Regions from separate parts of the Mus musculus genome. Here region 1 is linked to region 2. A link is a loop called in an ENCODE intact Hi-C map of the cell type or tissue named here. Cell type or tissue: gastrocnemius. All regions are shown on one strand.

Region 1 (8,000 bases), 65 kb before region 2:
TTCCAAGAAAACTATTCTCTGCAGTTAACTTAGCAATGTCAATTATTTCTCTCATTTTTGTTTTGGACAGAATAGTAAGTGAAAAGCAAATCCATGAGTGGATCACACACTACTATGTTCTGGGGTTAAATATTAGTATCCGGAAACAAGAAAGTGAAGAACCAATGCAGCGAAACTTCCTGCCTCCTTTCAGGTTTCCCTGCCATTCGACCCTGGTGAGCTGCACTGGCACTGGGGCTGCACACTAGGAAGGAACACTGCAGGGTGCAGCGAGCTGGCTCTGCAGAGGCCAACAGCCCAACAGCGTGACCTTACATAAGTCACCTGTTCTTTGACAAAACGGTTCCTTATTTTCATCAAGTGTGCTTTACAGAGGCAGTGAGATAGTTCACAGGGTAAAGGTGCCTGCTTCTAAGACCAGGGACCTGAGTTTGACTGAGGGATCAACATGGTGGAAGGAAAGAACTAACTGACAAAAGTCATCCTCTGATGTATACACACAAGCCATAGCAAGTGTGTACACAGACAGACATACACACACACACACAGAGAGAGAGAGAGAGAGAGAAATGAAATAAAAAATTTCAAGAAGGTGTTATGATAAAGGCATTTCCTTTTGATATTTCATGTTAAGCCAATAGTCCAGTAGAATGTTCTGGATAGAATAAATCTATTTCTAGATACACATTTGATGAAATACTTAATGTGAACATTGTGACAAGTTGTTAAGTCAAATGGATTCTTAACTATGAATTGCAAGCGTTGAGTAATGAATTGAAAGAATCACTGGAGAGATGGGCTGAAAGAACAAGATAAACTCTAAGCCAAAATGAATCCACAGATCATTCTTTAAAAACTGCTGCTCTATGTAGGAGTGGTGATACACATGTGTAATCCCAGGACCACCTGGGAGGATGGGGCAGGAGGATCAACAAGCTGAGTTTGACCCTATCTCATAAACAAACAAACAAACAACAAAAATGCACACTCAACAAAAGAAAAAAAAATCTGACACTGAGTGCAGTTATGTTACTCTTTATGTGTAGAATATCTAATCCACTGGGGTTTTTCCACTTTGTTTCATAGTTGTAAATCCTAAAACTACAATGGAAAAGAAAACCAACAAGCACGGAGTAGAAGAGGACTAATTTAATCATGTGAAAAGGAACTAAGAGCCTTAGCTGCCTTCATGCAGTCAAAAGTGTCAAGGTCAACTTAACCACTAAATACCCAAAGTTTTAGAACTAGCGGCTATACACTGGTCTACCTCTACATTCTCTGCATCCTGTGCTAGGCACCACATAGCTTCAGTCCTAGACCTTCAATTCTATCTATCTAAGAGTGATAGTGACATATAAGCCCAATTCCAAGAAACCAAGTCATCAAAATGATGACGAAATTCTAAAGACTGCCGGAGCTAGAAACGTCTAGCCTAAAGAGGTTAGGTCTTAGGAAGGAAACACTGTTGAGTATCTGACGGGCTGTGTGGGACAGAGTTCACCTGAGAGGACACATGCCAAAGCAGACCTGGTGATTACAAGGACAACATCCAAAATGATTCAAAACCTGGATGTCTAGGTGATGTGACTGTTTAAAAACTCTGACTACATTAAAAATAAGAGGAAATGATTTCAAAACTATCAATACACTGGCTCCACCCCAATCAATTAAATGAGAACCTATAGGAGAAAAGAATAGGTGATAGCAGGCGATAAAAACTCTGCTTGGGTTTCTAACATGCAGATGTATATAAAATGACCACAGTAAATATGCCTCCTCCATGGAAATCTGCATTAGATTCACCTCCTGCACTTTTCTGAGCTAGAACCTTCCATTCACATTCTTCTGTGGTGATAAGAACCGAGCCACAACTTTCCAACCACTTATTAACAACTCAGAGCTCCACAGCCTTTTTACAAATTTAGCTTGCCAAATCCAGTATTATCTTCTAGGACCATGAAGATTTGCTCTTTGTAAATATTTGAGAAGTTAAATCTCCTTTAAAGGAAAGAAAAATCTCCTAAACGATAGAACTTAAGTTTGGGTTCTGATACTTAGCATCTATCTATTCATGACAATACTTTTCAAGATTTCTGTGCTAATGGTGTACAAGAGTATGCACACCATCATTCGGCAATAACTGTAATCTAATTTAAAAATGTTACTAACTGAAAAAAATGCCAACATTCAAGAATTCTCGTTTCTTTCAGAACAAAAAAAAATAATTAAAACCAAGCATAAAATACTTCATAATTTTTATGGTCTCTGCCACTAGTAGCTTATCCATTCATGAATGAAATAAATTATCTATTTCCTATTTTTGTTTTTGTCCAAACTTTTCTGTAATAGAATATCCTGGCTTTTAGTAAAATGCCCCACAGTTCCTTCAGTAATGGTTATATTGTTATTCATAATCTTTGTCCCTGACTACTGAATAAAAACATTATGATCGCCCTGGAAAAGACACAGCCATGTGTATTCAAAACGTTCTGGGCAAGCATCACTGGTCAAGGGCTAGGCTTCTGGGTTTTAGTGACTCCTCCAGATTTTTCCATCACCATGTACTACGCCCTCTAAACTTTAAAGCTCCCACTTCAGATTATGGTAAAGCACCAACCATTTCCTTTACCTCTGCCATCTGCCAGCTCGGAAAGCGCCTAATGAGACTGAGGCTTCTTCCAGGCCACTCGAAGTCTCTCTCATTAATCTTTGTCATGTGGTTCATAAATAATGAGACAGGTATTAAAGACCATCATCTTGTTTACTGACAATCGCCACCAAAAGAGTCTGGAATAACACCTTGGATTTCACTAGACCCAGGCAGGCTGGGGCTGTGGGGGTTCTGACGCGGGGGACAGAACACACAGGCTCAACAATTATTTTTTAACAATTAAGCTAGTTAACTGCACTAGGTTTCGAGTAATGATTGCCCTCTCCATATCAAAACGGAAGAATTACGATTGTACAGCTCTCTGAACAGCTGCTGGACGGGCAGTTCTCTCCGCAGCCAACAGTCAGTCACCTTTCGTTCTCCAAGCACATACCTCTCACAGAAATGTTTTCAGTGCAGCAGTCTACTGAGCTGGTTGTGACACCGGCACGATGTGACAACACAATTCATGATGGTTTTGCTTTTTTCAGCCTGCCTCTTTCTTTTCTAAGAAGTCTTTTCCTCGCTCTCCACCCCCCCAAAGAAAACCAAATCAACAGTACTTTCAGAAAACCTGCCTTAGTCTTTCAAATATAATGCTTTCGGTGAAGGCAGACCAGCTCTAAAGAACAGCTTTCAGAGAAGCAGGAAGCTGATCTGAACAGCAGAGAAAGCAGGGATGGGGCGGAGCAGAAAGGAACTGAGCTGAGGAGAGAGCGCGCAGCAGACAGTCCTGGCGGCTTCTAGTTAGTTATTGACAGTTTCATCTAATAGCACGGATTTATGAACAGGAGCATCAGGCCTGCCGTTCCTTTTCTTTCTTTTGCGAATCTCTGTCAATCTAGTGAATTATTACACAGGGAAAAGTAGGGCCTCCAGTTGCAGGGAAATGATGTAAGTTTCCCACTCCCACCAGCCCCAGCTCTACCAATCCACCTCCACTCTGACCTGTGACTATCCCCTCCCCCTCTCCCTCCCACCGCAGCCCAGGAGCTTAAGGCCCCTAGCCTTTCCCAGCTCTGGGCTATAGGGTGGCAGAAAGTATTCAGCAGAGAACAGGGAGTATTCTGTTTTGTTTTGTTTTAGGAAACTCCTTGAAGAAAAAGTAAATGCTTTTCTATTTAAAAAATAATGCTGAGTAGCCCAAAGCTAGGCAGTCCACAGGATAAAGGATATTAAGCAAGACCAGGGTAAGGAATGCAATTTAGCCAAAGGCAGCAGATATGAGGTAGCACAGCATGCAATAGTGGCGTCAGGAGACTCACAGGTCTACATTCCTCATACCACCTCTAACCTGGGGCCTACTGGCTTAACCTATGGTTTCCTTCCTTGTATGAACAGAAGGAAGGATCTCTAACGATGGGAATTTATGAATTGGTCCCCCCACCCCAACAGGGCAGGAACCAAAATATAATCTCTGGCTGTTTTCTTACACAGTTACAAATAATTCCTTATATTAAGCTGCTTAAAATATGTTTTTCAAGGTGATAGCCATGTGAACAAGATATATACTGGAGGAACAGACAGAGTGAACATCAAGTTAATCCTGATGTTGGAAATTTATACAGGATTAGGATTCTGAAGACATGCTCAAGAAAGGACAACTTTAAACAAATGCATGGAAGCAACCAAGAGCCATGACACCACCCTAAGACAACATTTATTATTTACCTGGGCCAGTCAGCACTGTTGTTCAAATTTAAAGGACACACCAAAAATTAGGTAAAGTATAAATAGTTACAGATGATGGATGAGTTATAGATAGATAATGTGTTGTTTTTAATTAAGAGTCCATAGCGCATGGTCACTAGCCTTCAAAAGGGAATATGTAAACTCCTGCCAGTACTTGACTTCCAAAGCTATGACAAGGCCTCCTAGACCACTCTGAATAAGAATCCGCCTTCCCTAAAGCTGGCTGACCATCGCTCCTACAACCTACCTTCCCCAACTCCAGCCACACTCTTCTCCCATTTACACAATTAGAGCACACATCTCCCATCCAAAAAACCTTAACTGTGAGGAGAGTGGGGGAAATCGCCCAACCTCCTGACAGGACACAGGGGACAATTAGTATTGCCAGTGGGCCATGAATGGCCCTAAACTGCTCATTCTGCAACCCGAGTAGCTTTGCCAGCTCGTAACTTAAAATTGGAGGACAATCAATTGAATCATCCGCTGATAAATCGTTAAAGATATTTTTAACTGATGGATCACTATGCTCATGAACATAGCTCACAAATTTTCCCTCAAATATTCTCATTCTCTTCTTTTATCTATATAAACAAAATCCCACATTGTATACATTAGAAGGAATGGAGATGAATATTACTCTTGAATTGAATAAGTGAATCCATCAATTATTTAAAAATGCTAATAATGTATTTCATTAAAAATACATCTTAATTAATGTATTCACTTCTAATATTTTTAAAATTCTTGATTTAATGCATACCATTATGATCACCTTAATAGGTTTTTAAACAAGAGCCATATGGTCTTATAAAATTAAAAATTTTATCACAGAAGTATAATGAAGTGTTCCTCAATACATTTTAAGTCATAGTAATAGTAAGGTAAGATCCAGTGAGAAAAATACAATAAAGAGTTCAAGCACAAAAATAAACTGTAAGATTTCAATGACTAAGGGATAGTTAGTAAATGGATAAGGTTAAAAAAAACTAAGCTATAGTGTTTGACTAAAATAAATATATTTAAGCAGGAAAGAACTCATCTTACTGAGATATCCAATATTTATAGTACAAAAGCAAATATACCATCAACAAGAAATTCAAACTTATGGATTTCTTGAAAGAATGACTCTATTTTCCAAACTCTTTTACCAGAACAATGATGAACATCAGTTTGGTCTATCCCTTCTTCCTAATCTCAAGAATGAACAACAACGGGGCAAACAAAAACAGGAACAAACACATCACGTTAGACCTTTAGATGAGCCACTGGAGTGACTAAGTTCTCGGGTTGAATACTGTACTTGTTTCCTAACTTTAAACTAAACTGCATAAAAGTTTTTTTCCAAAATAGGAGACTTGCTTTCATCACCATAGTTTAACCTTCCCTGGTGTTTCCCGGGCAATTATCAGTAGCACCAATCCTGCTGAGTATTCATGTCCCCCAAAGCAGGCGCTCCTTTTGAGGAACTCTGCATTTCTACCAGGAGGCTGAGGAAAGTGGAACTCCAGGCAGCAGCCTGCCTTACTCCCTGGCTCCTGAGTTCCTGCTTACACTGCAAACTCCAGAGACGGGGGCTGGAACAGACCTCTAACAGTCTTCACTCTAAAGAGAAGTTGATAACTTCTTAAACAATCTCACAAAACAAGGTGAGCCCATGGGCACAACTGTACACAGCACCAGGCTTTTCCCCTTTGGGTCAGGCTCCTCCTATCACTGCTAATCACTGAATGCCTCCTGCATGAACCCTCCTCCCATTCTAACTGCGGTAGGTGTGAAAGTCAGCCAAAAGTGAGAGAGACCTCTTCAATCCTAATAAACACAGATTAAATAATGTGACAGTCACAGAACACATCAAGCTTGTGGCAGTTATTTCCAGAGGTTCTACAGGTTCCAAATCAAGGATACCAACTGCTGAACAATGTTCACGATGTTATACATTACAATGTATATTTACTATACATGTTCCAGCCATGCCTCAACCTGCTCTGCTAGGACTGTTTCTCAGGAAAGCACAATATATTTTAAATCCACGATGCTGTTTATTTTAATGTAGAACCCATTCCCATCCCAATCATTCATACAAATCCTTATTACTTTTATTAACCATCTACTCACTAATGTTCTCCTTATTGTTCCTTCTGGGACTTGAGGTTTCCAAGCTCCTAGCTCAGCCCCAGCCCTCAAACTTTTTCAAAAATAAAGGGAAGCACCAAGTAAGTCTTTGAATTTTAAGAAATAACACGTAAAATTCAAGGAACATCAACTGGAAGACAGAGTCCTTAAAAGTTGTATTTTCTGTTCTAAGCATCTGTATTGTAAGTTAAGCCCTCTATTCTCATGAATTATTATATATCTACTACTATTATAATACTCTATAATGTATTATATATATTATATATAATATATACTCTATAATATATTATTATAATATATATTATATAATAATATATATTATTATACTCTATAATCATCATTTCCAGGTACTGACTACAAATCTAAGCCTCGAATATACTTAAGAGAATTGCTCTGGATTACAAATCAGAAGATGAGTACTAGAACTCGAATGCGAGCCTGCAGGCAGGTCAGCAGAGTCCTTGAGTATCAACCCTGGCTCCACTAAAACAGCGAGCAAGAGTCCTGCCCACATGCGCCTCAGTGAGGCATCTTGCTTTAGTCAAGAGCAAACATTCCATTCTTACACAGATCTGGATTTGAATCCAGGAAACTGACCTGCGGGCAACTTATATAATTTTCTCAAACTTCAATGACCTCATCCACAAACAAGAATAAATAGCGCTTGCAAGGGATCAAGGACAGGCTATTCTTAGTAAACCATCACAATTACCAGTACAAGTTTTCTACGTCATCATCGTCGTATATTGTAACATTTGGTATCTCCAATAATTCTATTATATAGGATTATGATTTTCTATTCTTCTTTTATCAATAAAGAAAGTCAATGTTCAAGACAGTGTCCAACTCGCCTAGGCCACAGTATCACACGAAAAAGATTACACCAATGCTAAGTAACGTGACTATGAAACTCCCAGTCAAAACTACGGGCTCTGGAAATAATCACAACATACCAATCCCTTTGGACTCACCATCATCATCGTCACCATCTGCATCTGATCTCTATCATCTAGCTTTTCTGTAGTTACCTTGAAGACCTTAGGTCTAAGAAGCACCCCAGTAATACCATAAAGGGCACATTCTTGGACGGAGAATGACGAGAGTAATGGCTTCAGAGAAATGAAAAACAAGTCTGGTCCCTAGAAGAAAAACAATAAGCAGCAGAGCGGAGGAACTAAATCAAGGTTTGCTACCAAGAATTCGATGCCGGGAGAGAAAGCGGAACTTAATACCAAATTATATAAGATACCTAAGAGAACAAAAGGAAAGCTGGCCAAGCCAACAAATATGATAGATAATCCTGCCTACTTAATAACTGCTATCTGACCGTGTGTGTGTGTGTGTGTGTGTGTGTGTGTGTGTGTCTGTGTGTCTGTGTGTGTCTGTGTGTGTCTGTGTGTGTCTGTGTCTGTGTGTCTGTGTGTGTGCCTGTGAAGGAGGGTAAGTGGCCATTTTAACTAACTATCATTGATAATGGTGCAAACATGACGAGAAGCATTCACACCTTCCAAGTATCAGGGTATCT
Region 2 (8,000 bases):
ATTATTTTAGGTTTTCTCACTCTTAATGGCTTTCATTTGTTTTTTTTTAATCCAACCTCCTCATCCTGTGGAGTTATTTCACTACCTCGCCCCTCAAACTGACTGGTATAATTTAACTATGTATTCTGGCGGCTACGTCAAAATTTCATCTGTTATGTCTTTCCCTCGTTTTCTCACCCTCTCCTTACACTGTTAGAGAGAATTCCTTACTGGGTTGCCTTCCTAAGCGTGCTCTTGTTTACCTGGCACTTATTTCAATACTTACCATATTTTTTTTCTTTGAAAGGAAAAAAAATGAGAAGGATCCCATTAACAAGGATTTTCTAGGTAAATCTGGACAGCTTTAAGATGCTGCATCACGAATGTACTAGTGTTCCAAGGAATGGCAATCTTTAAGATATTGAAATGACCAACCACGCATACTGGCTGACACCACACTCAAACTTTGCGCATATGTGACTCAAAAATATAGACGGCACATCCGATGACAAGCCCAGGAGAGGTACCAGGCCAAACAAGTCTATCCTAACAGCTGCCGTTGGTGATAAGTTATTAACAAATGAAGTGGACATCAAAGTACCTGCTTACCACTTTACTCGCTGATACTCTACGGTGCTGATGGTGCAGTATATCAAAATTAAGCATCTAAACTAATTTAATTACCACAACTGGAAACACAGTCAGCACTTTTGTGACTTACTAAGAAGAGAGTGGGCATTTCTTTTAGTACAGCAAAATTAGGCATGCCTGTTGTGACACTCCCCCAAAAGTTATTTGTTGTTTTTGTAAGGTAATGCCAGGAACTCTTCATTACTTCAAATAAAGGTTTCTAACATAAAATTGATAACCACATCAAGGCTCATTTAAAGATGTGGACCTGGCTGTTACCTATGATCTTTATGAACTAAGGAAAATAATAACTGGAAATTGTTTGCAATTTTACCGAAAATGTAGTTTTATTATTAGTTTAGCTGCCAAATAACATTATTTTCAGGCTCATTGTTCCTTCTATATTAAAAACAAAGCTATCTCATTAACTCATAAATCTAACACTTTTTTAATCAGATTCTAAGATAAAGATGGATTTATTAAGTCTCAAAATTGTAAAACTTCCTAGATACCTAAGTCTATAATGGAGATTTACTCAATCCACCCCAGTATTCCAAAGATGTGGCACCATGAAACAACACAGATAAGCCACCCTTTTAATAGCTGTTGTTTTATGTGAAATGCAAATTAAGGCTTCAGTGTCAGAATTTAATAAAGATATGCAGAATAAGAAAAATTTAGAAACTCTTGATGATGCAGAAGCAGAAACCTCTTTAAACTCTTTCTTTGATAAGTGAAGACTCACATCCGGTAAACACACTATGGATGCGAAGAACTGGCAATTCATGACAAGGTGACTTTTGAAAATCCCATTGCAAGTTGTACATTATCACAATAACTGAACTGACTTCAAAGATAGTTCTGGAAAACACTGTTTTAATGAAGGAGGCATTTGCTATCTCCACGAAGTACAAGAGCTGATCAGATTGCTTTTATTGTGGTATTGATTCTCATATTAAGTTTCTGAATTGGTCAAATACATTTCCAGAGGGAAAAGTAACATTAACTGCTCACCACAGTGTATACAATTAGCTTTGTGTGTAAGTGGGGTGCTCTCTAAAAAGCAGTAATGTATTCTCAATCTATTCCCATAATGAGAAAAAAACTTAAAAAAATCAGCAATACTGAATTGAATCCGCATATTGTGGTACATACTATAAATTCACCTTCAAAATAATCCTATTAAAACCACTCCAGTTAGTCCATGATATATGTGACATTATAGGATTGCTGACTGAAAGAAATACCTGTGAGGACTGGTGTAATATACTACTCAAAAAATAATCCCACAAAGTTTAGATTACCTAAACACCCAGTAATATCCAAGCATATTTGTTACTGGCTATGGACTACCACAAAGGCCTGGTCTTCAAATTTAATCCCTTTAGCAAGAACACATTTTAATATATACATTATCCCACCCAGCCAATCAGGAAACAAGAAAGGCAAGGATCCTAAGTTTTCTTTCATGAAGAACTGAATTACAACTCATTTTTATTCACAAAGCATAATTTCTAAATCACTATGGTACTATCATAAAGCACCACAGTTGATTTATAAAAGTCAGTACAGCTAGCTTTCTTAGGCCATCGGCAATTCCATATGCCTTGACAGAAGAGAGGCAGACTTGCTAATTAGTTTTCTGTAGTTTCCAAACACCGTGTTGCTCTTAAATGCTGTTCAAACACTGTTTTCACTACGCGGTTATCTCTCACAAACTTTGCAGACACTAACTATCCCAGATATGTTTTGCAGATTTTTCCATTTCGGAGATTTGGGAAGCGTATATTTGAAAATGGCAGTTAACGATAAATCTCAGAATAGATGTTTATGTACCAAATTTCTCCAATTGCATAAATCTTTGTGGAAGTTAGGACCAAATTTGAATCAGACTTGTACATTAAATAAAAGGCTTACTGTACCACCTAAATACAACCTTCCCCAACCCAAAAGTAACAGAGAAGATGGGAATCTGGAAGAAAACACATCACATAATTAATTAGAGAAGTCCCCACTGTGGTGCTTTTTTGGGTTTTTATTAAGTCCATTCATACATTACAAGCTTCTACATTAGTGTCTGGAGAATTTATTAGGCCTTCAACTCTGTATAAAACTTCGACCAACTAAATTGTCTATTTGATAATTAGTTTTCAAGTGGCACTTGCAGGTAAACAAGAAACAAACATTTCAACTAACTTTCGCTGTCAATAACCTGCAGGTGAACTGGAAAGACTAAAAATCCTGAGTTTGGCTGTGAGAGAAACTCAGTGAGACAACTGCGGGGTAGAGAATTATAACCCCACATGACCCCACTACGCATCTAATAATGACCCTTCTGTCACTACCAAGAGACACCCAGTTCCCTCTCTCAGGAGTGTGCATACTTACCCTGGAAGGTAAATGGGAGGCACACAGGAAGGAAGATGAACTGCAGCAAAGCCTTTGTCAGACGATAGTGACCTATAGGTAGCAAATAAAAGCACATCATCAGAATGGGAAGGCTTTCCAAGAGTTCAATGAGGGAAGGGCACAGCTCCATACCAACCCCTTGCCTGTCTCCACCCTCCTCCACGAAAGAGCAGCAAGGGCAGTAAGGGAAAGCATCTTTGATTATTCAAAGGGGGTGGGGGCAGCCCAGCTGGCATTCCTGGGTCTGCCCAGAACCTTGCTTCCTACTCTGTCTGTACAAAGCAGAAAGTTGATCTGTTCTGAACAGCAAAGCCCACACCACGATCATTCATCAACTTGCACAAGTGATCACCACCCCCTGGGCAAATACACCGGTAACCAAATCGGTAAAGATCGATAGGCACTCCGTGCCTCCCTCTGCCCAAGAGCCAGGCAGCCTGGAGGAGCAACCGTAGCAGCGGGTCCAGGTATCGCAGCCCTCAGCGCTGCAGACCTGGGCGGCCACAGCCAGCTCCCAACAGCCTGGCTGGGTCACAATTCTGAGACGGAGATCGGAGTCGACCTGGGGAAACAAATTCTCCACAGCCCACGACAGCAAGCTCAGGCCACCAGGTCGGCGAGGTCGGGGTGGGGGAGGCTAGGAAACGCCGAGGGAGAAGGAGAGAGGGAGGGATCCCGGGAGCCCACCCAGGCTTTGTTGCTGGTCACCATCAACTTTGCATCTTAGTACAAAATGTCGATCTTTAAGGCTGACAAGACAGAGGCAGAGGTAGAGGGAGAAAGAGAAAGGCAATAGAGTCCATCTTGCTTTGGGGAAGAGGGGGAAGGAAAAAAATGAAGTGCAAACCCTACACTCCGGGCGTAAAAGTCTTCTAAACACCTTTCCAGAACGTAGGAGCAACGAGTGGGGTGTCCCTGTGCCCGTGCCCGCTCGAACTGGCGGCGGTCTGGGGGGAAAAAACGCCTCCTTCGCCTCCTCTTCCTCCTCCTTCCCCTCCTCCTTCTCCCGTTCCTCCTCCTCCCGTTCCTCCTCCTCCTCCTCCTCCCGCGGGCCCCGGCGAAGATCCCGCCGCCGCTGCCTCTGCCGCCCCCCAGGGAGGCACCGCCGCCGCCCGGCCCCGCGCTGCCATTCCAGCCTTGGACCGCGCGGCGTGGCGCGCGTGGGGCCGGGTGCCGGGTGGCCGCCCGGAGATGTCCGCTGCGGGGACCCCCGCGCCCCCTGGCCGTAGACTGGCTACAAAAGTCGCGCGAGCAGAGGTGGCGGCGGCGCGCAGGGGAGAGGACGCGCGTGGGGAACCCACGCCGCGAGTGGGCAGCCCCAAGGGATGGCCGAGAGCGCCCCTCCTCGTGCAGGGAAAGTACCCCAGTCCCCGCCAGCCAGCCCCAGGAACAGCAGCCCGGCGTCCACGGCCGGTAGACGAGAACTGGACGTGTCATTAGCAGGACAGGCAATGGTTTCAAAGCCCCAGGCCAATGACCATTAGCCGAGGCAGAGCTAGCTCGGTCCCCATCCCCCACCACCTCCACCCACCTCCCCCTCCAGCTACCTCCCCCCCCCACCTCCACCCCACCTCGAGAAACTTTTCAACAAGATCCACCTGGGCTAATTTGTCCTCAGACAGTTAAAATATTGACTAGACCCTACACACTGGGAAGGAAGGGGAATGCACGCTTTATTTTCCTTTCTGTAGAAAGGAAAGCAAAAAATAGCTTGTCTCTGTGTCTCTCCCTCTCCCCCCCCCCTCCTCTGTCGTACATGTTGTGTCTTAGCTTTTTGCATCGTTTCGTTTTACCTTCCTCATTTAGCAGAAATGATCGCGGGTATTTCACACATAAACGTGTTCCAGATTCCTGGATTCGGGGTCCTTGTAAATTACAAGAATCCGGTTCGGTCTCAGTTACGTTAAGTTTCATGCGATCTCCCCAAAATAAATTTTAAAATAATAATAATAATAATACATTTCTGAGGGTGAGCGAGCGATTCGAGGTGGAGGAGGGAAAGAAGCCTCCAGTCTGATTTCTGTAATTTACTAGCGACCCGGATCGCAGAAAATAACAGTGTAACACGAGCGTGGCTTCCGAGGGTTGGGGAGCTCTTTCTAGAGGCATCGACCCCATCCCCGGATAAAGGATCTGCAAGTTTTCTGTCATCGCGACCGTGCAATGCCATAACTTACCTTCAGAATGAGTCTTTAACCAGCCAAGGCCTTCCTCCTCCCCTCCACCGCCACCACCCCCAGCCTCGCTCTCTCCACCTTAAACTTATTGACACAACATAATCCCACATTCAAGCAAAATCCTGACACAGCCTCCCTCGTCCTCTCCCCCCTCCTCTCTTCCCTCCCGTTTCTCTCTCTCTCTCTCTCTCTCTCTCTCTCTCTCTCTCTCTCTCTCTCTCTCTCTCTCTCTCTCTCTTCCCCTCCCTCTCCCCTTTCCCTCCCCTCCCCTCCTCTCCCTCTCTCGCCTTCTTCGCCTTCTTCCCCTCTCCCCTGTTCTTCCTCCAGGCTACTCTGGCACTGGAACAGCACTTTCTCCACTCGCCGCGCATTTGGCTGGGGGTGGGGGGTGAGGGGGACACCGATCTCGGGGCCGGAACACCCAAATCCTAACTCTGCAGATGAACGAGCAACCGGGCTGCCGGTCCCGGTCACCGTCGCACACACACCAAATGTAGCCCCGACCCACCGAGGGCAGCCTTCCCGTACCTTCCACCCCTGCCCCGGGCTCCTCAGGCCCCACCTCCCCCGGCAGCCGAGCCCTGCCCGGGGCTCCTCCACGTACTTTCGCCTCCTTGAAGTTTGGGGCTCCCGGGGCGGCCACGAGCCGCCCGCCGGCGTGAGGGGACCGCTCCGTTGTTGTTTTCCTCGGGCGGCTCAACCCCGCGCCCCGGCTCCGTGCCCCCTCGGGCGGCGCTGCCCGGGCGCCGAGAGGTGCTGCCTGCAAACGCAGCCTGGCACCGGCTGGCCTACTCCTCCCCAGCCCGGCCCCCAGCTCGCGCTCGCCGGGCAGCGCCGCGCGCCCCCCGGCCCGGGCCCGCCGGCGCGGCCGCCGCGACCCTCGGCCCGACCTCTCGCCACCCAAAGTTTTGGCTGAGGGGAAAGTGGCCCGCGAGGCGCCGGCCGGTGGCGGCTCGGGCTCCGGACGCGCGGGTTCCCCTCGCCTTCCTCAAGTCCACCCTACCGGCTGCCGCCGCCGCTGCCGCCGCTCCTGCCGCGGAGTCCTCGGGCTGCAGCCCCGGCGGCTCGCAAGTGAGTAGGAAAACAGAAAGTGCGGGAGAGCGCCTGCGAAGGCTGCGGATGGCGGGCGCCTACCTCGCGGGCTCGCCGCGGCGCGAGGGCGTGTGTGTGGCTCGCCCTCAGCGGCCAGTCAGGGGCTCTCTATGGGAAAGTGGAGAGGAGCTTGCGGAGCCGCGCTGCCTCCGCTCCACTGTACACTGCTCCACATACAGTACATGCAACCCGGAGAGACTGAAAACACTCATTTTATATAAGGCAGCCTGCCATTGGCCCGCGCCGTGACGGACGGGCGGCGCAGCCAAACAGGAGGCGCGTTACACCCAAACACACGCACACATACACACATTTCACAGAGACACACAAAGATCATCACATTTTCTATTTTCTAATGTTCGGGACCTGTAGACAGTGGGCGAAGACAGGTAGTGAGGCCCAGCAGAGTAGGGGTCAGGAAGGAAGCCCTCTCTATACCAAGTTGCCAGGCTTGAAACTGGTGTCCTTTTGACTTGGGAGGGTTATGGTAATAAACTACAACTCCACTGGATATGGAAGTGAGGAGGGATGGGTTTGATCGCTGCCTTGTGGTGCCCCATGAAAGAGGCGAGCATTGTGTTATGATTTTACAGCCCGGCCTGCTAACAAGTGGCCGAGAAAGGCTTTTATCAGCTTAGATTTCTTTTGTCAATGGGTTAGCCATCACATAGGCCAAAATAGTGCGAGATAAGTTTATCAAGACTAGAATGCTTTGAGATTGTGACTGCCTCGTTAGCAAGCAAATTCAGAAAGTAAGAAAAAAAATCAATACAACAGGCAGAAACAAAGATAAACCTTATGCTAAAGTAGCCGAATGTGCACTTGAAAGTCAGAGGGCAATCACCTGTATGGGTACACAAGGTGTGCTGAAATTACACACCTTGTGGGAAAATGACAATCGACAGTCTGCCTTAGAAATAGACCTCTTGGTTCAATATAGCCAAGATTTATAATACACACACACACACACACACACGCGCGCGCGCGCGCGCGCACACGCACACGCACACACATCCTTTGTTTTATGTATTTCCCGCTGTATATGACTACTCTATGGTGGGTGATTTCTAGAGACAATGAAAGCGAGATCTAGTTTTAATGATATTTTTACTATGCTGTATCTTTGGCAGATCTTGTTAACAGTTTGATATAAACAAGTCAAAGGGATACTTAGAAAGAACCGAACCTAGGAATTAAAACAGAATAAAATGCACACACAAGTTTTTAACTAGTTGAGCAATCTTTTGAGCATATGAGTTCTTTTAGTCTCCTTCATTCTTAGAGTTGATTTTAGTTTTTATTTAAAGATTAAAATAAGCTTTCCCAAGATTGCCTTCATTAAATGGTTATTCAGCATCTACAACTCACTGGGACTATTCTAGGTCCCAGATGTTTTCCTGGAGTTCCTTCTGACCAGGATCCAAAATTTTCAAGAATCTTAAATACAAACAGTTTTGAAGATTAAATAGTATGATTTTTATAGTCTAACTGATAGCCTAAATTTTAAAAGTAAACCGAGTAAGAAAACCTTTCTGTTCTGGTTTTGGGTTTTGGACTTTTTGTTTGTGTGTTTGTTTGTTTGGGGGGGGGGGTGGTTTTGTTTTTGTTTTTTGAGGCAAGGTTTGACTGAGTGGCCTTGCCTAGCCTGGAAATCACTAGATATATCAGGCTGTCTTTAAACTCACAGAGACCCCACTGCCTCTATTTCCTGAG

What was found. A loop is a pair of places that touch in the nucleus more often than their neighbours do. Peaks named below come from ENCODE experiments on the same cell type or tissue, not always from the same donor. Only the 100,000 strongest peaks of a DNase experiment are listed, where the experiment ranks them.
Region 1: it touches region 2 in a loop (2.6-fold over the local background); 3 of 42 quality-filtered maps call a loop at or near these places.

What each region holds. Positions count from the first base shown.
Region 1 is chr16:50,360,977-50,368,976 of GRCm38, forward strand. All of the region lies in intron 2 of Bbx (bobby sox HMG box containing), which reads right to left. Among named protein-coding and RNA genes, the nearest start is that of Bbx, 67 kb to the right of the region's middle. In gastrocnemius, no CTCF peak of the experiment used is centred here; DNase peaks (open chromatin) are centred at 3,361 and 3,605; H3K4me3 peaks cover 1,427 bases; H3K27ac peaks cover 1,488 bases.
Region 2 is chr16:50,425,913-50,433,912 of GRCm38, forward strand. It overlaps Bbx (bobby sox HMG box containing), which reads right to left and starts at 6,477. Exons shown (of 17, transcript NM_027444.3): 1 at 6,330-6,477; 2 at 2,998-3,069. In gastrocnemius, no CTCF peak of the experiment used is centred here; DNase peaks (open chromatin) are centred at 3,489, 4,191, 4,373, 5,267 and 3 more places; H3K4me3 peaks cover 3,933 bases; H3K27ac peaks cover 3,612 bases.